2 separate regions of the Homo sapiens genome follow, and region 1 is linked to region 2. A link is an interaction called in ENCODE POLR2A ChIA-PET data of the cell type or tissue named here. Cell type or tissue: K562. All regions are shown on one strand. Links, peaks and the distances in the headings refer to the core of each region. The heading gives the core; the rest is flanking DNA.

Region 1 (5,490 bases), core at 997-4,996, 150 kb after region 2:
CCACTTGGGTGTGCCTGTGTCCCGGCTGTAGCAGGTGAGCATGGCTGCCCCCTCGAGGCTGTACCCTGGCAGGCAGCGGTACTGGACGTGGGAGCCAACGGGGAAGCCGGCGTCCGAGGCGGTGCGGTGCCCGTTGGCAATCTCGCCAGGGTCAGCACAAGTCATGACTGGTGGCAGAAGAACAAGGTCAGGGGGAGCGAGGGCCTTCAAAGATCAGCCTGGGCAACACAGAGAGACCCCATCTCTACAAAAAATTGAAAAATTAGCCAGGAGTGGTGGCGCACTCCTGTGGTTCCAGCTACTCAGGAGTTGGAGGCGGGATGATCGCTCGAACCCAGCAGGTCGAGGCTGCAGTGAATGGTGACCACGCTACTGCACTCCAGCCTGGGTGACAGAGTGAGACCCAGTCTAAAAAAAATAAAAGAAAATCTCCCAGAAGCTTAGGGCTGGGAGAGGCCTGAGCCTCAGGCTGTTTCCTCTGAACACCTCTGCACACACACGCACTTCCCACCAATTCCTCAGAAGGAAGAGAGCATGAATTGGAAAAACTTAAAATGCAGTGCATCTATTTTCAGGCCAGAATGACAGGCTTAATTTTTTTCAAAATTCAACGTATGTTATATTTCAGGCTTCGTTTAGTAAACAGTTTGCTTGGGGAAACCCCAAGCCCCTATCCTGGGGTGAAATTCAAAATATTTAACCACCATACCAGAGCATACTAGCCAAATCCCAGCAGGGTGAGCCCAACATGGCTTGTAGTCTGTGGAACAGCAGCTGCCCTCTTTAGAGGGGGCCCAGCTCTCCTGTCCCCAGTATTCTCATTATGCCCAGCCCAGTTCACTCACATACACTCCCTGCCTTCAGGCGTTTGAGTTTACAACCCTGTTGTGAAGGAATCATAATCATAGCCATTTCTTGTATATAAGCCTGAGCTACGTACCCTGCTAAATGTTTTACAAACAAATATAATTCTTTGTGTGTGTGCTTGTTTTTTTTTTTTTTTTTTTTTTTTTTTTTTTTTTTTTTGAGATGGGAGTCTCGCTCTGTCGCCCAGGCTGGAGTGCAGTGGCGCATCTCGGCTCACTGCAACCTCTGCCTTCTGGACTCAAGAGATTCTCCTGCCTCAGCCTCCCGAGTAGCTGCGATTACAGGCATTCGCTACCATGCCCAGCTAATTTTTGTATTTTTAGTATAGACAGGGTTTCGCCATGTTGGCCAGGCTGGTCTCGAACTCCTGACCTCAGGTGATCCACCCACCTCAGCCTCCACCAGTGCTGGGATTACAGGTGTGAGCCACCACGGCTGGCCCCAAATATAATTCTTTGTTTTGGAGACGAGAACTTGCTCTGTCACTCAAGCTGGAATGCAGTGGTGAGATCACGGCTCACTGCAGCCTCAAACTCCTGGGCTTAAGCAATTCTCGCACCACAGCCTTCTGAGTAGCTGGGACTACAGGCATATACCACCATGCCTGGCTATATTTTTTATTATTTGTAGAGACAGGGTCTCACTATGTTGCCCAGGCTGTTCTCAATCTCCTGGGCTCAAGTGATCCTCCCACCTTGGCCTTCCAAAGCACTGCAATTTCAGATGTGAGCCACCACACCTGGCACAAACATAATATTTAATCCTGATTATCCTGAGAGGCCAATGTCACTGTCATCTCCCTTGGAGCCCAGGGCTCAGGGCGGTCAAAGGACTTGGCCCATGGTCATTCAGCCAGGGAGTGGCAGAGCCGGAATCTGCCCAGGGTCACAGCCATGGAGCACTGGACAGGGACTCAGATATGTGGGTCCTGGCACACCTTCAGGCTCAATCTGCTGCCTTGGGCAGGTTCCCTCCTGAGCCCGAGGCAGCGGGGCCAGCCGAACTCTCAGCCCCATCCAGGCCTGATATCCTGTGAATCCTTCCAGGGGCGGGAAGCTTTGTCCAGCCCAAATCTGGCTACCTGAAGCTTCTCCCCTTGGTCCCACCATTGCTTCCAGATGCCACATGGAACTACAGCCCCATGTCCTTGGGGCTGGCTTCCTAAAATTTGGAGAAAGTAACCAGCTGCCATTCCTTTCTGCTCTTCAATTTTCTTTTTCTTTCTTTCTTTCTTTCTTTTTTTTTTTTTTGAGATGGAGTATCACTCCCGTGGCGCAGGATGGAATGCAATGGCACAATCTCAGCTTACTGCAACCTCCACCTCCCAGGTTCAAGCGATTCTCCTTCCTCAGCCTCCTGAGTATCTGGGATTACAGGCGTATGCCACCATGCCCAGATAGTTTTTTATTTTTAGTAGAGACGGGGTTTCACCATGTTGGCCAGGCTGGTCTCGAACTCCAGACCTCAGGTGATCCACCGCACCTGGCCCTTTCTGCTCTTCTAAAAGATACACACTCCCAGCTCCTTTAAATGTCACCTCCTCTGTGAAATCTCCTGCCCCAGCCCTGAGAAAATTAGCCCACTGCTCTCCCCACAGCACTTCGCCACGCCCAGGGCAGCATGCGCCCTGTGAACTTTCCATCTGCTCTTCACAACCTCAGTCCTACTTCGCCGATGGGGAAACCAAGCCTCAGAAATGCTAAGTGCCTCGCCCAAAGTCACCCAGTGATCACCACCCTGCGTATCCCTCCCAGACTGCGAGCTCCATAAGAGTATGGAGGGGCTTGAACCCCCTTCGCCTAACCCCAACCCAGCACGGGGCTTCAATGATGGCATTCAAATAAACCAAGTGCTCTGACAAGCCTTGGTCCTAGCAAAGTGGCTCCCTACAATTTCAACTGATAGGACTGCGGGATTGGGGCGGGGCGTAGGACAGGAAGGTGGAGCCAAGTGTGGACCCGGGGAGCCCAGTGGGAACCTGGTCGGAGCCCTTTTAGGGGCCAAACTCAGATGCCGCAGAGGAGGGGTCAGGAGGGGACGGGGCGGGGCCGTGAGACGAGGAAACAGGGACCGAGCCCAGGTCGGTGCAAGAAAGAGGGATGCAGCCCGGAGAAGATGAGAGGGAGACCCAGAGGGGACAGTTTCGGGGAACCGGGCGGAGGAGTGAGAACTAAAGGGCATGGGGGCAGGCCTTGAAGAAGATCCAGGAAGGACCCCGAGCGAAGGGATGGAACCCAGAAAGCACGGGGGTCGGGACAGGACAGGCCGACGACGGGGCCCACAGGGAAGGGGCGGGGCCGAGGGGACGCGGGCGGGGCCGGCTCACTCTTTTGGCAGGCGGGCGGCGCGGCGCTCCAAGACAGGTCCCACTGGCAAGTGAGAATGTCGGAGCCTAGCAGCTCGTAGCCAGGCTCGCACTGGTAGGTGAGCACCGTGCCCCGGATCAGGTCCCCGTGGGATGCCGTTCTCCAGCCCCACTCCGGAGGTGGCAGCTCGGGGCACGTGTCGTTCCTCGGGACCTCTGCAGGGGAGGGAAGGCGAGTTTGGAGGCTGCGTTTTAACTGCGGGCTCCCTTCCAGCCTCGGAGGCTTTGCTCTGTGCCCCCTCCCGGGATCTGTCTCTCTCTCTCTCTCTTAGAGACAGGGTTTCCTGTCGCCCAGGCTGGAGTACAGTGGTACAAGCATAGCTCACTGCAGCCTCAACCTCCTGGCTTCAAACGATCCTCCCGCCTCGGCCTCCCAAGGCCCCGGGATAACAGGCGTGAGCCACCACGACCGGCCACCTCCCGGGATCTCTGGCCTGCCCGACCCCTGCCCATCCCGGGACTCTATCCCTCAGTACCTTTGAAGTGCAATACGAAGCCCTGGCCCAGGCCTGGATTTGGGGGCCCGGGCGGTGCCTGAAACTGCAGTGTGAGGTCGGGCCCAGAGGAGAGAAGGCGGCGGCGCGGCTGAGGTCCCCGCAGCTGGGCCAAGACTCGGGCGCTGGGACCGTCCCCGTCGAACAGCGTCAGCATGTCCCCTTCCCGCACATTCAATCTGCAGGGGGTGAGACCAGGCAATGGGGCGGGGCTGCGACTGGCCCCTCCCATCCAGCTCTGCCCCATCCTCAACTCTGCTCATTGGTAGCCCCTCCTACTCTCCAGCCCCGCCCATATTCTCCTATCCCAGGTCTGGCGCCGCCTCCGTTTTGACCAACCATGGTTTCTCCTATGCTAGTGCCTCAGGGTTCCCCTATTCTATGGCTCCTCCCATGTCCTACTACCCAATCCCTAAGCTTGCACATTACTAACTCCGCCCACTGTCCACTCCCTCCTCCATCACCATGAGATCCACAGCCTAGCCCAACTCCAGCTCTGGCCAATCACAGACCAAATTCGCTAACGCCCTACACAACTCTAGGCCCCGCCTGAGTACCTGCTTTGAAGCCACGCCCACTTCAGCTTCTGTGCCATCTCATGACACTCTCATACCAATTCAGCTCACTGGATTCTCCCCAGACCTCCCCAACTTGCTGGTGTTAACGCAACAGTTTGGGTCTGTGTCCGTGGAAATAGCTCCAGGGGAAGCCTCAGAAACCTCCAAAGAGTGAGAGGCACCAGGCCAGAGCCCCTTGTTCACAGTGGCCCCTAAGGAAGGCTGCATTGCCCTATTTATTTGTCCGAGGTTGCCTGGCTAATATGTGATTTGAGCCCAGCTCTCTCACGTCTATCCTGTACCCTTAGTGCACCAGCCTATCCACCGAATTCTGGATAGATACGCAAGAGCCAGACAGGCTCAGAATGCAGGCTACTGCATTGGCATACCACACTTTGCTGAGCCTACACCCGTCGCACCCTCTGCAGGACCCAAACATACATCTCAACTTGGAGCAAGATGCGCTTCTCTTCCTGGACGTGCACGCCCCACACGCAGTCTTGGCCCGGGCTATAGCTCTGGGGCCAGTCGGGAGAGAGGACCACGCCAGCTGGTTCCGACAGCTCCCCTCCACACATGGCTAGGGAAAAAGGGGTGTCAGGTTCAGGACCCAGGTGGGCATGCTGTCTTCATTTCTCCACAGTCCTCACCACTCGTGATGCGTGCACCACATCACCTCGCTTGTTTCCTATTACCTATGATCCACCTGTTTCTTTTATTCTTTTATTTTATTTATTTATTTATTTTTAAATTTTTTTTGAGACGGAGTCTCTCTGTCGCCCAGGCTGGAGTGCAGTGGTGCGATCTTGGTTCACTGCAAGCTCTGCCTCCCTGGTTCACGCCATTCTCCTGCCTCAGCCTCCCGAGTAGCTGGGACTACAGGCGCCGCCACCACACCCTATTTTTTTTTCTTTTTTCTTTTTTTTTTTTTTTGTATTTTTAGTAGAGACGGGGTTTTACGGTGTTAGCCAGAATGGTCTCGATCTCCTGACCTCGTGATCTGCCCGCCTTGGCCTCCCAAAGTGCTGGGATTACAGGCGTGAGCCACCAGGTCCAGCCCCTATTTTTATTTTTTTAGACAGAGTCTCACTCTGTCGCCCAGGCTGGAGTGCAGTGGCGCAATCCCGGCTCACTGCAATCTCCACCTCGCAGACTCAAGCGATTCTCGTGCCTCAGCCTCCCAAGTAGCTGGGATTACAGGCACGCA
Region 2 (5,490 bases), core at 869-4,868:
TTACGCTACCGATGGACCACAGTCCGCCTGGCAACGGGCGTCTGTCTTCCCAGACGCTGTCGTCACCACTAGACCAAGGAGACCTCTGGTGGCTCTGTCCGGGCATAACAGAAGGCTCGCACTCTTGTCTTCTGGTCACACTTCGCTATGTCCCCTCAGCTCCTATCTCTGTATGGCCTGGTTTTTCCTAGGCTATGATTATAGAGCGAAGATTATTATAATATTGGAATAAAAAGTAATTGCTACAAACTAATGATTAATGATATTCATATATAATCATATCTAAGATCTATATCTGGTATAACTATTCTTGTTTTATATTTTATTATACTGGAACAGCTCGTGTCCTCTGTCTCTTGCCTCGGCGCCTGGGTGGCTTGTCGCCCACACTAATCCACTCTCTTAACCCCCCTCCCTTTTTTTTTTTTTTTTTAAGAGATAGGGGTCTCATTATAATGTTGCCTAGGCTGGCTTCAAACTCCTGGGCTCAAGTGATCCTCTTGCCTCAACCTCCCAACTAGCTGACACACGCCACCACATCAGGCTTTTTCTTTTTTTTTTTTTTTGGGACAGAATCTCATTCTGTTCACCCAGGCTGGAGTGCAGTGATGGTGTGATCTCGGCTGCAACCTCCACCTCCCAGGTTCAAGCGATTCTCGTGCTTCAGCCTCCCAAGTAGCTGGGATCACAGGCATGTGCGCCACCATGCCCGGCTAATTTTCTGTTTTTAGTAGAGACGGGGTTTCTCCATGTTGGTCAGGCTGGTCTCGAACTCCTGACCTCAGGTGATCCGCCTACCTTGGCCTCCCAAAGTGCTGGGATTACAGGTGTGAGTCACTGTGCCTGGCCTAATTCTTGTATTTTTAGTAGAGACAAGGTTTCTCCATGTTGCCCAGACTGGTCTCAAACTCCTGGCCTCAAGTGATCAGTCCACCTTGGCCTTGCAAAGTGCAGGGGTTACAGGCATGAGCCACTGCACTCGGTCTATTTTTTTTTTTTTTTTTTTTTTTGTAGAGACAAGGGTCTTGCTGCCAGGCGCGGTGGCTCACACCTGTAATCCCAGCACTTTGGGAGGCCGAGGTGGGTGGATCACGAGGTCAGGAGATCGAGACCATCCTGGCTAACACAGTGAAACCCCGTCTCTACTAAAAAATACAAAAAATTAGCCAGGCGTGGTGGCAGGCACCTGTAGTCCCCGCTACTGGGGAGGCTGAGGCAGGAGAATGGCGTGAACCTGGGAGGCCGAGCCAGCAGTGAGCCGAGATTGCACCACTGTACTCCAGCCTGGGCGACAAAGTGAGACTCCGTCTCCAAAAAAAAAAAAAAAAAGAAAAGAAGAGACAAGGGTCTTGCTATGTGGCCCAGGCTGGTCTTGAACTCCTCTTATCTTGGCCTCCCAGAGCGCTGGGATTACAAGGATGAGCCACCGCACCTAGATGCTGGCTACTTTAAGATTTTCACTTTATCAGTGGCTTTGAGCAATTTGATTATGATGTGCTTTGGTGTAGTTTCTTGTGTTAGAGAATTGTTGAGCTTCTTGGATGTGTAGATTTATGATTTTCATCAAATTTGGAAACTGTTAAGCTATTAGTCCTTAAGGTATTTTTTCTGTGCCCCTCTATCTCTCCTTTCCTTCAACTCCAATTACTCACATATTAGCCTGCATAAAGTTATTCCACAGCTCACTGATGTGGTTTTCTTTTTACTTTCCAGACAGGGTCTCACTCTCACCCAGGCTGCAGTGCCGTGGCACAATCATAACTCACTGCAACCTTCACCTCCTAGGCTCAAGAAATCCTCCCATCTCAGCCTCCTAAGTAGCTGGGACTACGGGTGCACACCATCACACCTGGCTAATTTTTTCTTTTTTGTAGATATGGAGTCTAGCTATGTTGCCCAGGTTGGTCTCAAACTCCTGGCCTCAAGTGATCTTCATGCCTTGACCTCCCAAAATGTTGGGATTACAGGTGTGAGCTACTGTGCCCAGCCATGTTTTTCATTCTTAAAATTGTTTTTTCTGCCTGGCCCTGTGGCTCACGCCTATAATCCCAGCACTTCGGGGGGCTGAGGTGGGTGGATCATTTGAGGTCAGGTGTTCAAGACCAGCCTGGCCAACATGGTGAAACCCTGTCTCTACTAAAAATACAAAAATTAGCCGAGTGTGGTGGCACATGCCTATAATCCCAGCTACTTGAGAGGCTGGGCCAGGAGAATCGCTTGAACCCAGGAGTCAGAGATTGCAGTGAGCCGAGACCTTGCGCCAGTGCACTCCAGCCTGGGAGACAAGAGTGACACTCCGTCTTAAAAAAAAATTGTTTTTTTTTCTGTGAGGATCACTTGAGCCCAGGAGGTCAAGGCTGCAGTGAGCCGAGATGGTGCCACTGCACCCCAGCCAGAGTGAGACCCTGTCTCAAAAAAAAAAATTGTTTTTTCTCTGCGTTTCATTTTGGATTTCTTTTGCTATGATTTCAACTTCACTAAGGCTTCCTTCTGCAATATCTAATCTACTATCAACCCTATTTATTGTACTTTTCATCTCTGACATTGTAATCTTTTAGATGCTTGACTTGGGCCTTTGTTTTGTATCTCCTTATCGCTACTTAATTTTTTAACATATGGCATTCAGTTATAGTAACTATTTTAATGTTTTCTGCTCATTGTAACATTTGTGTCAGTTCTAGGTTGGTTTCCATTAACTGATTATTCTTCTTAATATGGTCATGTTTTCTGCCTCTTTGCCTGCCTGGTAATCTTTTCTTAAAAGTGGGGAGCTTTTAAACCAATCTCATCTTCTGGGTTAAAAAGAATTTTTTTGCCATTGAAGTTCATCTTCATATTCCAATTTTTAAAAAGCATTCTATAAATTTTAATCATGTACAATTATGGGGTACACCATGCTGTTATGATATATAGATACAGCATAGAGTAATTGAATCAAGCTAATTAACACGTTTATCATCTTAAATACTCATCATTTTTTCCTGTCTAGCTGCAACTTTGTACTCTTTGACCAAAGTCACTCCGTTTCCTCCCCACCTCCAGTTTCTGCTAACTACCATTCTACTCTCTGCTTCTATTAGTTCAATTATTTCAGATTACACATTTAAGTGAGAACATGCCAGAATGCGGTATTTGTCTTTCTGGGCCTAGTTCATTTCACTCAGCATAATGTCCTCCAGCTTCATCCATGTAGTTGCAAATCACAGGATTTGCTTCTTGCTTCTTTTTAAAGTTGAATGGTATTCTATTCAAATGTGTATATATACACATTTTCTTTATCTTTTCTGTCTTTTCATCTCTTTTTTTTTTTTTTTTTTTTTTTTTTGAGACAGAGTCTTGCTCTGTCACCCAGGCTGGAGTGCAGTGACTTGGTCTTGGCTCACTGCAACCTCCGCCCCTCTGGGTTCAACCAATTCTCGTGCCTCAGCCTCCCAAGTAGCTGGAATTACAGGAGTGCACCGTACCATGCCCGGCTAATTTTTGTATTTTTATTAGAGACAGAGTTTCACCCTGTTGGCCAGACTGGTCTCAAACTCCTGGCCTCAGGTGATCTGCCCGCCTCAGCCTCCCAAAGTGCTGGGATTATACACGTGAGCCACCACGTCCAGCCTGTTTTTTGTTTGTTTGTTTTTTGTTTTTGAGATGGAGTCTCACTCTGTCAGCCAGGCTGGAATGCTGTGGTGCAATCTCGGCTCACTGCAGCCTCTGCCTCTCAGCTTCAAGCGATTCTCTTGCCTCAGCCTCCCAAGTAACTGGGATTACAGACGCCTGCCACCATGCCCAGCTAATTTTTGTATTTTTAGTAGAGATGGGGGTTTCACCATGTTGGTCAGGCTGCTCTCAAACTCCTTACCTCAAGTAATCTGCCTGCTTTGGTCTCCCAAAGTGTTGGGATTACAGGCGTGAGCCACAGCGCCTGGCCACATTTTCTTTATCCTTTCATCTGCTGATGGATGCTTAGGTTGATGTCATGATTTGCCTGTTGTAAATAACACTGCAGTGAACCTGGAAATGCAGATATCTCTGACACACTGATTTTTCAGTTCCTTTGGATATACACCCAGAAGTGGGATTGCTGGATCATTTGGTAAGTCTACTTTTAGTTTTTTCGTTTTGTTGTTGTTGTTGTTGTTGTTTTAAATGAGTCTGGCTCTATCACCCAGGCTGGAGTGCAGTGGCACTATCTTGGCTCACTGCAAACCTCCACCTCTTCCCTGCTCATGCAATCCTTCCACCTCAGCCTCCCTAGTAGCTGGAACTATGGTGCATGCCACCATGCCTGGCTAATTTTTGTATTTTTTGCAGAGACGGGGGTTTTACCATGATGTCCAGGCTGGTCTCAAACTCCTGGGCTCAAGTGATCTGTCCACTTCAGCCTCCCAAAAGTGCTGGGATTACAGATGCAAGCCACCACGCCCAGCCTATATTTTGAGGAACTTCCATATAATTTTCCAGAATGACTGTAATAATTTACATTCCCACGAACGGTGGGTAAGGGTTCCCTTTTCTCCATATCTTCACCAACACCAGCACCAACAGGTGATATCTCATCGTGCTTTTAATTTGCGTTTTCCTGGTGGTTAGTGCTGTTGAACATTTTTTCATATATTTGTTGGTCATTTCTGTGTCTTTTTTTTTTTTAATATCTGTTCAGGTCCTTTGCCCATTTTAAATCAGCTTATTTGTTTTTTTCACTCTGAGTTTTTTGAGTTTCTTATATATTTTGGGTATTAACACCTTATTGGATGTATTGCTTACAAATGTTTTCTCCCAATCTGTAAGTTATTACTTCATTCTGTTAATTTTTTCCTTATGCTTGGTAATCCTTGATTGCTTATCAGACATTGTAAATTTTACCTTGTAGAACACCAAATATTTGTGTAATCTTTATGATTTGTTAGACAGGTCCAGATTAATGCTCAGTGTAGGCTTAATTTTTTTTTTTTTTTTTTTTTTTTTAGATAGAGTCTCACCGTTGCCCAGGCTGGAGGGCAGTTGTGCCATTTTGGTGCACTGCAGCCTCTGCCTCTGGAGTTCAACTGATTCTCCTGCCTCAGCCTCCTGAGTAGCTGGGACTAGAGGCACACGCCACCATGCCTGGCTAATTTTTGTATTTTTAGTAGAGAGTGGGTTACACCCTGTTGGCCAGGCTGCTCTTGAACTCCTGGCCTCAAGTGATCTGCCCACCTTGGCCTCCCACAGTGCGATTACAGGTGTGAGCCACCGTGCCTGCCCGGCCTTTTTAAGAGATGTGGTCTTGCTGTGTTGCCTGGGCTGGTCTCAAAGTCCTGACCTCAAGTGATCCACCCATCTCAGCCTCCCACAGTGCTGGGATTACAGGCATGAGCCACTGCACCGGAAGTCTAGGTTTAATTATTCCCCATTACTGAGACAAGATCTTCCTGAGCACTCTACCCCATGCCTAGCGAATGATCAGTTTTTCCAGCTGGCCAGTGGGAAGAGGTCCTGGCCCTACCTCGTGTGAATCTT

What was found. ChIA-PET counts read pairs that join two places held together with the same protein. Peaks named below come from ENCODE experiments on the same cell type or tissue, not always from the same donor. Only the 100,000 strongest peaks of a DNase experiment are listed, where the experiment ranks them.
Region 1: POLR2A ChIA-PET joins it to region 2 with 6 read pairs; 3 of 35 experiments call an interaction of 5 or more read pairs at or near these places.

Annotation. Positions count from the first base shown.
Region 1 is chr16:29,873,563-29,879,052 of GRCh38, forward strand. It overlaps SEZ6L2 (seizure related 6 homolog like 2), which reads right to left. Exons shown (of 18, transcript NM_001243332.2): 10 at 4,725-4,863; 11 at 3,709-3,905; 12 at 3,194-3,388; 13 at 1-167. Among named protein-coding and RNA genes, the nearest start is that of CDIPT, 13 kb to the left of the region's middle. RefSeq lists enhancers at 4,124-4,625, 4,626-5,125. In K562, for the core only: no CTCF peak of the experiment used is centred there; DNase peaks (open chromatin) are centred at 2,809, 3,179 and 4,099; H3K4me3 peaks cover 1,631 bases.
Region 2 is chr16:29,721,705-29,727,194 of GRCh38, forward strand. No RefSeq gene overlaps it. Among named protein-coding and RNA genes, the nearest start is that of C16orf54, 22 kb to the right of the region's middle. In K562, for the core only: no CTCF peak of the experiment used is centred there; no DNase peak of the experiment used is centred there.